Linked DNA regions of Homo sapiens: region 2 is linked to region 1. Evidence: chromatin contacts called from ENCODE Hi-C or POLR2A ChIA-PET data. All regions are on one chromosome and are shown on one strand. Each heading gives the region's core, a stretch centred on a gene start or an enhancer-like site at or near the end of the contact. The rest is flanking DNA. Distances are from core to core; before and after follow the strand shown. Region 1 holds the start of SH2B1 (SH2B adaptor protein 1). Region 2 has its middle 23 kb from the start of LAT.

Region 1 (5,224 bases), core at 999-3,498:
GCTAATTTTTTTTGTATTTTTAGCAGAGATGGGGTTTCACCGTGTTAGCCAGGATGGTCTTGATCTCCTGACCTCATGATCCGCCTGTCTCGGCCTCCCAAAGTGCTGGGATTACAGGCGTGAGCCACTGTGCCCGGCCTTGAACATTCTTAGGTGAGTCAGGATTTATCCGTCTTCCCCTCTTGGGTTATTTATTTGTCTTCGAGTTCCAGGATGGGCACTTGATCCAATCAGCTACTCAGTTCTGGAAATTTCATTGGGAATCTCAGAAAAGAGGCATGCTCCTTCTAGGAGAGTTGCTAAGCTATTAGGGTTTAAGCTTGGAGCTACAAGAAGCTATTTTGCCACTAAGAGAGGAGAGCCTGCCTGAGGGTGAAGCCAAATGCATAGGGAAGGCAGAACCAGAGATGGTGAGCCACAGGTTCCTGATATCTTCTGGCCCCTGTGTTCACCTGTCTGAATCTGTCCGCTCTGGACTTTTCGATTACTTGGGCCATAGCTTCCTTTACTGTTTAGGCCAGCTGGAGCCGGGTCAATCAGACACTGGATGGGTGGAGGATCTCACTGTGCTCATGCTTTCAACTACCCTCCGTACTTTAATTGTTCTCGATTTCTCTAACTGGCCTTGATGTCTCTTCTTAGCTCCAGACTATATGCCCACAGACGTCCCAAAAGCACGTCTGGAATTGACCTCATTATTATTATTGTTATTATTTTTGAGATGGAGTCTCGCTCTTTTGCCCAGGCTGGATTGCAGTGGCGCAGTCTTGGCTCACTGCAACTTCCGACTCTGGGGTTCAAGTGATTCTTCTGCCTCAGCCTCCTCTCAAGTAGCTGGGAGTACAGGCGCCTGCCACCAAGCCCGGCTAAAATTTTTGTATTTTTATTGCAGATGGGGTTTCACCATGTTGGTCAGGCTGGTCTCAAACTCCTGACCTCAAGTGATCCGCCCGCCTCGGCCTCCCAAAGTGCTGGGATTACAGGCGTGAGCCACTGCGTCCGGCCTTGACCTCAATTCTTTTTTTTTTTTTTTTTTTTTGATAGGGAGTCTAGCTCTGTTGCCCGCGCTGGAGTGCCGTGGCGCCATCTCGGCTCACCGCAACCTCTGCCTCCCGGGTTCAAGCTGTTCTCCTGCCTCGGTCTCCCAAGGGGCTGGGATTACAGGCGCCTGCCACCACGCCCGGCTAAATTTTTTGTATTTTTAGTACAGACGGGGTTTCACCATGTTGGTCAGGCTGGTCTCAAACTCCTGACCTCAAGCCATCCGCCCGCCTCGGCCTCCCAAAGGGCTGGGATTACAGGCGTGAGCCAGCGCTCCCGGCCCTGACCTCATTTTTTTTTTTTCTATTTTTAAAATAGGGATTCTAGTTCTGTTGCCTGGGCTGGAGTGCCGTGGCGCCATCTCGGCTCACCGCAATCTCTGCCTTCCGGATTCAAGCTATTCTCTTGCCTCTGCCTCCGGAGGGACTGGGACTACAGGCGCGCGCCACCATGCCCGGCTAATTTTTGTATTTTTAGTAGAGACGGGGTTTCACCATGTTGGCCAGGCTGGTCTCGAACTCCTGACCTCAGGTGATCCACCTGCCTCGGCCTTCCGAAGTGCTGGGATTACAGGCATGAGCCACTGCGCCCGGCCCTGACCTCATTATTTCTACCCACCCCCTCCCCCACCACTACCACCATCTTCATCTCCAGCCTCAGAGATGCAAACTCCTGGACCGCCTGCCCCTTTCCTCAGATAAACCAAGGTCGTAAGTTCAGGCTCCGCCTCCCCGCAGGGCCTCCCCAAGGTCACCCGCTTCTTTCCTCGCTCAGCTCCTTGGTGGCGTTGTCCGCGTGCCCCTCCACAGCGGGGCCGGCGCTCTAGGCTGCAGCGGGCCGTTCACACAGCCTCATCATCTCGCTGGTTTCCGGTGCTCGGCGGCTACTCTAGCCCTCAGCCGGGCCCTGGGACTCTATCCCCTAAGGCCGGTTCTCTATGGTCGACATCGCCCCTTTGTCCCGAATTTCCTCCGGGAGGACGCTCTGGTGGGATCCAAGCACTTCCCCCGCTGCGTCTGTGGTCGCTTTTAGGTGCAACTGGAGAAGGCACTGAAGCCCTACGAGATTCACACCGTCTTCGGTCTCCTGGGGTCGGCGCCGAGTGGGAGGATGGCGGAAGTAAGTATGAAGGTGCCCTTCCCTCCCGCCGCTGTTCTCTATGGTCTCTTCCTTCAGCGACGGGAAAGGGGGTCCTGACGCCTGCGCGGAACCGGGCTGGGCGCTCGTCGCGTAGTGGGTGGGGGCGCAGGGAGCGGGAGCCGCCGCCGCCGCCGCCGCCGCCGGAGCTAACCTCGGGGACCGAGATGCAGGTGGGACCGGAACCGGAACCCCCCTCTTCAAGTACCTTTTCCCTCTCCGCGACCCGGCCCTGGCGCCCGAGAGGATTCCTGGGTGGGGGTGGGCGTGGAGGGCCGGGGGCTGGAGAGGCACTCGGCCCCGGAGAGTGCAGCAGACAGGGCTGGTCCCGAGGTGGATGCGGCCCCGGAAAATGGGCGGCTGGGGGGTGTCCAGGGAGTAGGGTCGGATCGGAGTATATGGACCACCGGGCCCGGAGGGTCCGAGCCGAGAGCGGAGCCTGCACCCTCCACCTCCCGCCCTTCGGGAAATATCAGAACTGAGCCAGGAGGCAGGTGCACCGGGAAAATGTGTCTGAGTCCTGCTTGGCAGAAGAGAAACTGAGTCACCAGCTTAGGAGTCGCAGGGTCAGCGGGCCTGAAGGGGGCTGGGTCTGTCTGCGGTGCGGAGGATTGGGTGGGCCTGTGTGAGCCGAGGTGGCCGCTGGCTGGAGATTGGTTTGCACTTCTTGGCTGGGTTCCCCCGTGCTCCATGACTCCTGCATCTCCTGATTGTTTCTCGTTGGTTTGGAGTTGTCCCTGCGGTTGGAGCCATCTGAGCTTGTAGGGTCGAGGCCCAGGAGGAAGGGGAGGGTTCACCGACTTACAGCCTGGCTGTAGGTTTGAACAGGAGTCTGAGGTCGCTGAGGGTTTGGGGAGGCTTTCCTGAGCTGCTCTGGCCCCAGTCCTGGGGCTGTCACCTTCCAGTATTGCGTGGCGGGAGGAGCGCTAACAAGAGCCAAGGGTTGTAAATTCCACACCCAGCTCTGCCACTTTCTAGTTGTAAGACCTTGAGAGGGCTCCTCCTTTCTCTAATTTCTATTTTAGAAAATTGGAACAATAATATTCTTCTCCCACATGAAGATAGTAACAATGGCAGTCGTTCAGCGGATGCTTACTTTGCGTTCAGCGCTGACATACCCCATTCCATGTAATTCTCTCAACATTTCGAGGGGAGGGATCATTAGCTTTGTTTAACAGATAGAAAAACGGAGGCTCAGAGAGGACGTGGAATTTGTTCAAGATAACATCGCTCATAAGGTGGCTGGACTGGGTGCTCATAAGGTGGTTTGAGCCCTGGTCTGACTCAAGTCCATGGCCTTAACCAGAAGGCTAACCTGCCTTTAGGGCATACTCCCCAGTGGGAGAAGAGGAAGGTGAAAAATCCTAGGGCCCCAGCTCTCCCTGTGATGTTTTGTTTACGTGAGGCCAGCAAAGACTTGACCTGAGCCAACCCAGTTTCTCCTCTGGGGCCCCTGCGGCCTCTGGCCCCAGACTGAAGGGATACCAAAGAAGTGGGCTGTAGCTATTTCACATCTCCTTCACGCAGTGCGTGGGTGCTGGACTCTGGGGTCAGCTTTCAAGACAATTACTGTTTTGGTCCATCATGCATCCATCCTCATTAATGAATCGGCCCCCTCCAAAGAGTTGGACCCTAAGATGCGTGAGGCAGGCTCTCTAAGGTCTAGAATCCCAGCTCCTCTCTAGCCCCCTGCGAGCTGGGGCGGTGAGGTGCTATGGCTGAGGCTGGCCCAGCCGGGCCCTGGGGACAGGGACTATGAAGTGGGGAAAACAGTAGACTTGGAGTTCTGAAACTTTTCTGAGCTTCGGTTTCCTCATCTGTTCGAGAGGTCTTTGAAACCTCTCAGGGAAAGGTAAGATAACCAAGTGGGAGCCTCTAGAATGGCTCATGGGAAGTGTGACATGAATATTGGAGGATCCGATGTAGAGGGGGGGTGATCTGGAAAAGTTCCCTTTTTTAGGGGGAAGGTGCTCCAAAGCCCTCTACTGCTGGATCCAAAGCTAAGGAAAGTGGGGGCAAATGTGGCAGGCTCGGGGCAGGTTAGACGCTGGGGAGCCAGTTGGCTGGGGCCTGCAGGGTGCCAGGATCTGGGAGAGGGAAGGGAGGTGTTGGGCTCCCTTCCCCATTGCTCTCTGCGGAGTCTGAAGTAGGGTCGGACGTCTCTGGCTGGGGGTGGGATGCAGCCTCCGGTGCGCCCTCAGCAGTGACCCTCGTGTGTGCCTCTCTCTTCCTTTCGCAGCTGCTGCCGCCCACCCCTCGTCTTCTGGCTGCCTCCCTCTTTGTGCCCCACAGGCTCCCCCTCTCCACCTCCTGGGGCCCATCATGAATGGTGCCCCTTCCCCAGAGGACGGGGCCTCCCCCTCGTCTCCCCCGCTGCCCCCACCCCCGCCCCCTAGTTGGCGGGAGTTCTGTGAGTCCCACGCCCGGGCTGCGGCTCTGGACTTTGCCCGCCGTTTTCGCCTCTACCTGGCCTCCCACCCCCAATATGCGGGGCCCGGGGCCGAGGCTGCCTTCTCCCGCCGTTTTGCTGAGCTCTTCCTGCAGCACTTTGAAGCCGAGGTGGCCCGGGCCTCTGGCTCCCTGTCGCCACCCATCCTGGCTCCCCTGAGCCCTGGTGCGGAGATTTCGCCACATGACCTGTCCCTTGAGAGCTGCAGGGTGGGTGGGCCCCTGGCTGTGCTGGGCCCTTCTCGATCATCTGAGGACCTGGCCGGCCCCCTCCCTTCCTCAGTCTCTTCCTCCTCTACAACCTCCTCCAAGCCGAAGCTCAAGAAGCGCTTTTCCCTGCGTTCAGTGGGTCGCTCTGTCCGAGGCTCAGTCCGTGGCATCCTGCAGTGGCGGGGGACCGTTGACCCTCCCTCCTCCGCTGGGCCCCTGGAGACCTCGTCAGGCCCCCCAGTCTTAGGTGGAAACAGCAACTCCAACTCCTCTGGCGGGGCTGGGACCGTTGGTAGGGGACTGGTCAGTGATGGAACGTCCCCTGGGGAAAGATGGACTCACCGTTTTGAGAGGCTGAGACTCAGTCGGGGAGGGGGCGCCTTGAAGG
Region 2 (5,224 bases), core at 1,456-3,955, 140 kb after region 1:
CCCAGTGCCCAATTTGCCAGCAGCAGAGACCAACACTGAGCCCTTGATCGGCACCATTCCTTGGGGTGACCAGTCAGCTACTTGGTGGCAGGTTGATTATATTGGGGTTCTTCCATCATGGAAAAGGCAGAGGTTTGTCTTCACTGGAATAGACACTTACTCTGGATATTGGTTTGCCTGTCCTGCATGTGATGCTTCTGCTAAGACTACCATCTGTGGACTCATGGAATGCCTCATCCACCATCATGGTATTCCACACAGCATTGCCTCAGACCAAGGCACTCACTTTATGGCTAAAGAATTCCAGTGGTTAGCTCCTGCTCATGGAATTCACTGGTCTTACCATGTTCCCCATTATCCTGAAGTAGCTGGATTGATAGAACGGTGGAATGGCCTTTGAAGTCACAATTACAATGCCAACTAAGTGACAATACTTTGCAGGGCTGGGGCAAATTTCTCCAGAAGGCCACATATGCTCTGAATCAGCATCCAATACATGGTACTCTTTCTCCCATCGCCAGGATTCACCAGTCCAGGAATCCAGGGGTGGAAGTGGAAGTGGCACCACTCACCATCAACCCTAGTGATCCACGAGCAACATTTTTGCTTCCTGTTCCCACGACATTATGTTCTGCTGGCCTAGAGGTCTTAGTTCCAGAGGGAGGAACACTGCCACCAGGAGACACAACGATTCCATTAAACTGAAAGTTAAGATTGCCACCCGGACACTTCAGGCTTCTCCTACCTTTGAGTTAACATGCTAAGAAGAAGGGAGTTACAATGTTGGCTGGGGTGATTGACTGGACTATCAAGATGAAATCAGTCTACTACTCCACAATAGAGGTAAGGAAGAGTATGCATGGAATACAGGAGATCCCGTAGGGCGTCTCTTAATAGTACCATGATCTGTGATTAAATTCAGTGGGAAACTACAATAGCCCAATTCAGGCAGGACTACAAATAGTCCAGACCCTTCAGGAATGAAGGTTTGGGTCACTCCACCAGGTAAAAAAAACCGCAACCTGCTGAGGTACTTGTGAAAGACAAAGGGAATACAGAATGGGTAGTAGAAGAAGGTAGTCATCAATACCAGCTATGACCACATGACCAGTTGCAGAAACGAGGACTGTAACTGTCATGAGTATTTCCTCGTTATTTTGTTGAGAATATGTTTGTGCATGTACACACTAAGAAAATATCTTCATTTTATTTCCTTTATCATGTGACATAAGATTTATTGACCTCATATCAGCATTTATGTGCTGTTAACTTTACGTAATAGCATTTAGGTTAAGGATTGGTGTGCTTCCGGTTGTATGAAGGATAGCTGTATTATGTTAGGTGTAATTATAAACTTTGTTTTTTTGGAGACAGAGCCTCGTTCTATCCCCCAGGCTGGAGTGCAGTGGTGTGATCTCGGCTCACTGCAACCTCTGCCTTCTGGGTTCAAGCCATTCTCCTGCCTCAGCCTCCCGAGTGGCTGGGATTACAGGCACACACCACCATGCCCAGGAAATTTTTGTATTTTTAGTAGAGACGGGATTTTGCCATGTTGGCCAGGCTGGTCTAGAACTCCTGACCTCAGGTGATCTGCCCGCCTCAACCTCCCAAAGTGCTGGGATTACAGGCCTGAGCCACTGCGCCCAGCCTATTATTGTCTTTATTTGAAAATTATGTATGATTTCAGGAGATGTATATGGGTTCAAATTGACAAGGGGTGGACTTGTGATAGTTAATATTGAGTGTCACCTTGATTGGATCGAAGGATGCAAAGTATTGATCCTGGGTGTGTCTGTGAAGGTGTTGCCAAAGGAGATTAATATTTGAGTCAGTGGACTGAGAGAGACAGACCCACCCTCAATCTGGGTAGGCACCATCTAATTAGCTGCCAGTGTGGCTAGGATAAAGTAGGCAGGGCTGGGTGCATGCCTGCAATCCCAGCACTTTGGGAGGCCGAGGCGGGTGGGATCACCTGAGGTCAGGAGTTCGAGACCAGTCTGGCCAACATGGTGAAACCTGGTCTCTACTAAAAATACAAAAATCAGCCAGGTGTGGTGGTGGGTGCCTGCAATCCCAGCTACTCGGGAGGCTGAGGCAGGATAATCGCTTGAACCTGGGAGGCGGAGCCTAGATGGCATCATTGCACTCCAGCCTGGGTGACAGAGCGAGACTCTGTCTCAAAATAAATAAATAAATAAAAGCAGGCAGAAGAAGTTGGAAAGAGCAGACTTGCTGAGTCTTTTGGCCTTCATCTTTCCCCTGTGCTTCCTGCCCCCAAATATTGAACTCCAAGTTCTTCAGCTTTTGGACTCTTGGACTTACACCAGTAGTTTGCCAGGGGTTCTTGGGCCTTCAGCCACAGACTGAAGGCTGCACTGTCAGCTTCCCTAATTTTGAGGTTTTGGGGCTTGGACTGGCTTCCCAGCTCCTCAGCTTGCAGATGGCCTATTGTGGGACTTCACTTGTTATCGTGTGAGTCAATTCTCCTAATAAATTCCCCTTCAAATATTTATCTATCCTATTAGTCCTGTCTCACTAGTGAACGCTAATACAGAGGTCCTGGATCCACTTGTTCCTGAAGCTGGATCCACCCATGAACTGTTCAGCTGCAGGAGTTAATAAGCACGCCTCTTTGGCTTGGCTCAGCTTCATCTGGGTTTCTGTCATTTGCAGATGAAAGCATCCTGACTCATCTAGACAGGATGCTGTGGGAGCACCAGCCTTCATCAACAAGGCCCCATCTCCAGGCACCTACCATCTGCTGGGCAAGGTGCCATTGCTGTAGAGACACTCGGTTCTTACTGTGACCCTTGTGGGAGTTCTTCTCCTTATCACCCTTTCATAAACAAGGAGCGTGGTGGGCAGTGGCAGCCCTTCTGAGCACACCTCACTGCTGGGATTCTCCCTGGGGCTGCTGGCTCTGGGGCTGTGGGGGTGCTCCAGGGCTGGGCTTAAGCCAAGGGTTATATAAGCCTGATGGGTGGACGCTTGGAGTATCTGTGGCCCTGAGCGGGCTGGGAAGGTCCTTGGATCCCTGAGAAAGACAGGGAGGGAGGCCGGGCGTGGGTGGCTCACGCCTGTAATCTCAGCACTTTGAGAGGCTGAGGTGGGCAGAACACTTGAGGTCAAGAGTTTGAAACCAGCCTGGCCAACATGGTGAAACCCTGTCTCTACTAAGAATACAAAAATTAGCCGGGTGTGGTGGCCGGCACCAGTAATCCCAGCTACTCGGGAGGCTGAGGCAGGAGAATCACTTGAACCTGGGAGGCGGAGGTTGCAGTGAGCGCAGATCGCGCCATTGCACTCCAGCCTGGGTGACAGAGCGAGACTCCATCTCAAAAAAAAAAAAAAAAGAAAGAAAGAAAAAGACAGGGATGGGGTCTCTGGCCTGCTACCTACACACTGGGGGTCTCTGTCCCTGCCTCCCTCCCCCTCGCCCCCTCGTGTACCTGGGAGGCCCCTGTGCATGTTTCCCCATCACCCGTCTGGCTCTCAAGCTCACCAACCTACTTTCTGTTTCCGGGTACCCCCAACATCTCTCACCCCAAGCCTCCCCTCTCCCTATTCCATCTCCGCTTTTGTGTCTGCCTGGCCCTCAGTCTCTCCACTTCTGCCCCTGTCTCCCTGTGTCTTTGTCACTGTGTGTCTTGGGGTCACCGCGCCCCTTTGGCTCTGACTCTGTCTCTAGTCTGTTTATGTCTCTCCAGCGCTCTTCCTCTGTCTGTCTGTCTGTCTCTCTCTTTCTCGCTCTTTGGGAACTGCTCTGTCTCTCTCATCTGTCTCTGCGTCTCTGCCCTAGTTTTGGTCTCTGTCTTGGAGATTCTCCTTCTGGTCTCTGTGTGGCTCACTGTCTCTTGCTGCGATCTCTCTCTTCTCTGTCTCCCTCCTCCTCTCCCTGCCCCTCCCTCCCCACATCCTGAGTTGTCTTTGGGGAACCGGAAATTTGGGGGATCAGAGAGATATTGGGAGGCTCAGTGGCTGCTGCTGAGAGATAACGCGGGTGTGCGGGGGCTGGGGCTGGGGGTGGGAGCCCAGAATCCACTGCGCCCTCCTCCTGGCCCTGGGACATACAAAGGCAGTGGCATGGGGGAGGTTCTGTACCCTCTGTGGGCCTCAGATGTGAACCCACCTCCCTCACGGGCTTGGGGTGAGGGGCAAATCCAGCAGCCAGGGCAGAGGTGGGGCTTGGGCTAACAAGGGGCGGAGGGAGAGTGCCCTCCAGCAGATGTCTGAAGGTGAGGCCAGTGGGGGCTGGCAAGGGGCTGAGAGGAGGGGAGGCTCTGGCCTGGCATCAGGGGTCCTCCAAGGACTCTTGAGCCCATCCCTTCCCTTCCCAGCACCTCAGTGGTTCTAGCTGTACTGTGGTGGGCTTATTTATTTAACAGACACTTGCTCTGAGACAGTCTTTAATCTTCACAACAACCCTATGAGTTCGTACTAACTCAATTTTACAGATAGGGAGACTGAGGCACAGAAAGGTTGAGTGACCTGCCCAAGGTCACACAGCTAGGAACCCTCAAAATGACAGAACTCTGATCAAATTAGGTTGGTCATTGTCAAAGTCTGAGCTGGCTGTATGCATGCCCATTTTAAACAGAAGCAGAGGTAATTCACCTTAAATCCTGGAGAGATGCCGGGATTACAGGCAGTGGCTCAGTCCTATAGTCCCAGCACTCTCAGAGGCTGAGGAAGGAAGATTGCTTGAGGCTTGGAGTTCTAGACCATCCTGGGCAATATAGTGAGACTCTGTCTCTACAAAAAAAAAAAAAAAAGAAAAAAAATTAAGATGAAAATAACAATAGGCCGGATGTGGTAGCTCATGCCTATAATTCCAGCACTTTGGGAGGCTGAGGCAGGCGGATCTCTTGAGACCAGGAGTTTGAGACCAGCCTGGCCAACATGGTGAAACCTCATCTCTACTAAAAAATATAAAAATTAGCCATGTGTGATGGCACATACTTGTAATCCCAGCTACTGGGGAGGCTGAGGCAGGAGAATTGCTTGAACCTGGGAGGTGGAAGTTTCAGTGAGCTGAAGTCACGCCGCTGTACTCCAGCCTGGGCAACAGAGAAAGACTCCTCTCAAAAAAAAAAAAATCTTAATAAAATAAAAGTTTTAAAAATTAGCTGGGTGTAGTGACTCCAGCCTGTAGTCCCAGCTACTTGGAAAGCTGAGGCAGGAGGGTTTCTTGAGACCAGGAGTTCGAGGCTGCAGTGAGCTATGT

The links. A loop is a pair of places that touch in the nucleus more often than their neighbours do. ChIA-PET counts read pairs that join two places held with the same protein, here RNA polymerase II (POLR2A). Pooled maps may share reads with other maps.
Region 2: a loop to region 1 is called in a pooled map, with 3 times the contacts of the local background. The contact joins the enhancer-like site here to the promoter of SH2B1 in region 1. A Hi-C loop is called at or near these places in 4 of 50 pooled maps. POLR2A ChIA-PET finds 5 or more read pairs at or near these places in 2 of 52 experiments (H1 and naive thymus-derived CD8-positive, alpha-beta T cell).

The regions. Positions count from the first base shown.
Region 1 is chr16:28,861,595-28,866,818 of GRCh38, forward strand. SH2B1 (SH2B adaptor protein 1) reads left to right here and starts at 2,249. Exons shown (of 8, transcript NM_001387430.1): 1 at 2,249-5,224. The coding sequence starts at 4,501. RefSeq lists enhancers at 1,324-1,393, 1,674-1,968, 1,686-2,191, 1,834-2,193 and a silencer at 2,304-2,463.
Region 2 is chr16:29,005,491-29,010,714 of GRCh38, forward strand. No RefSeq gene overlaps it. Among named protein-coding and RNA genes, the nearest start is that of LAT, 23 kb to the left of the region's middle. Within about 2 kb of position 2,706, at least 3 of the 41 ENCODE cell types and tissues checked have a DNase peak (open chromatin) inside an H3K27ac peak, as active enhancers do.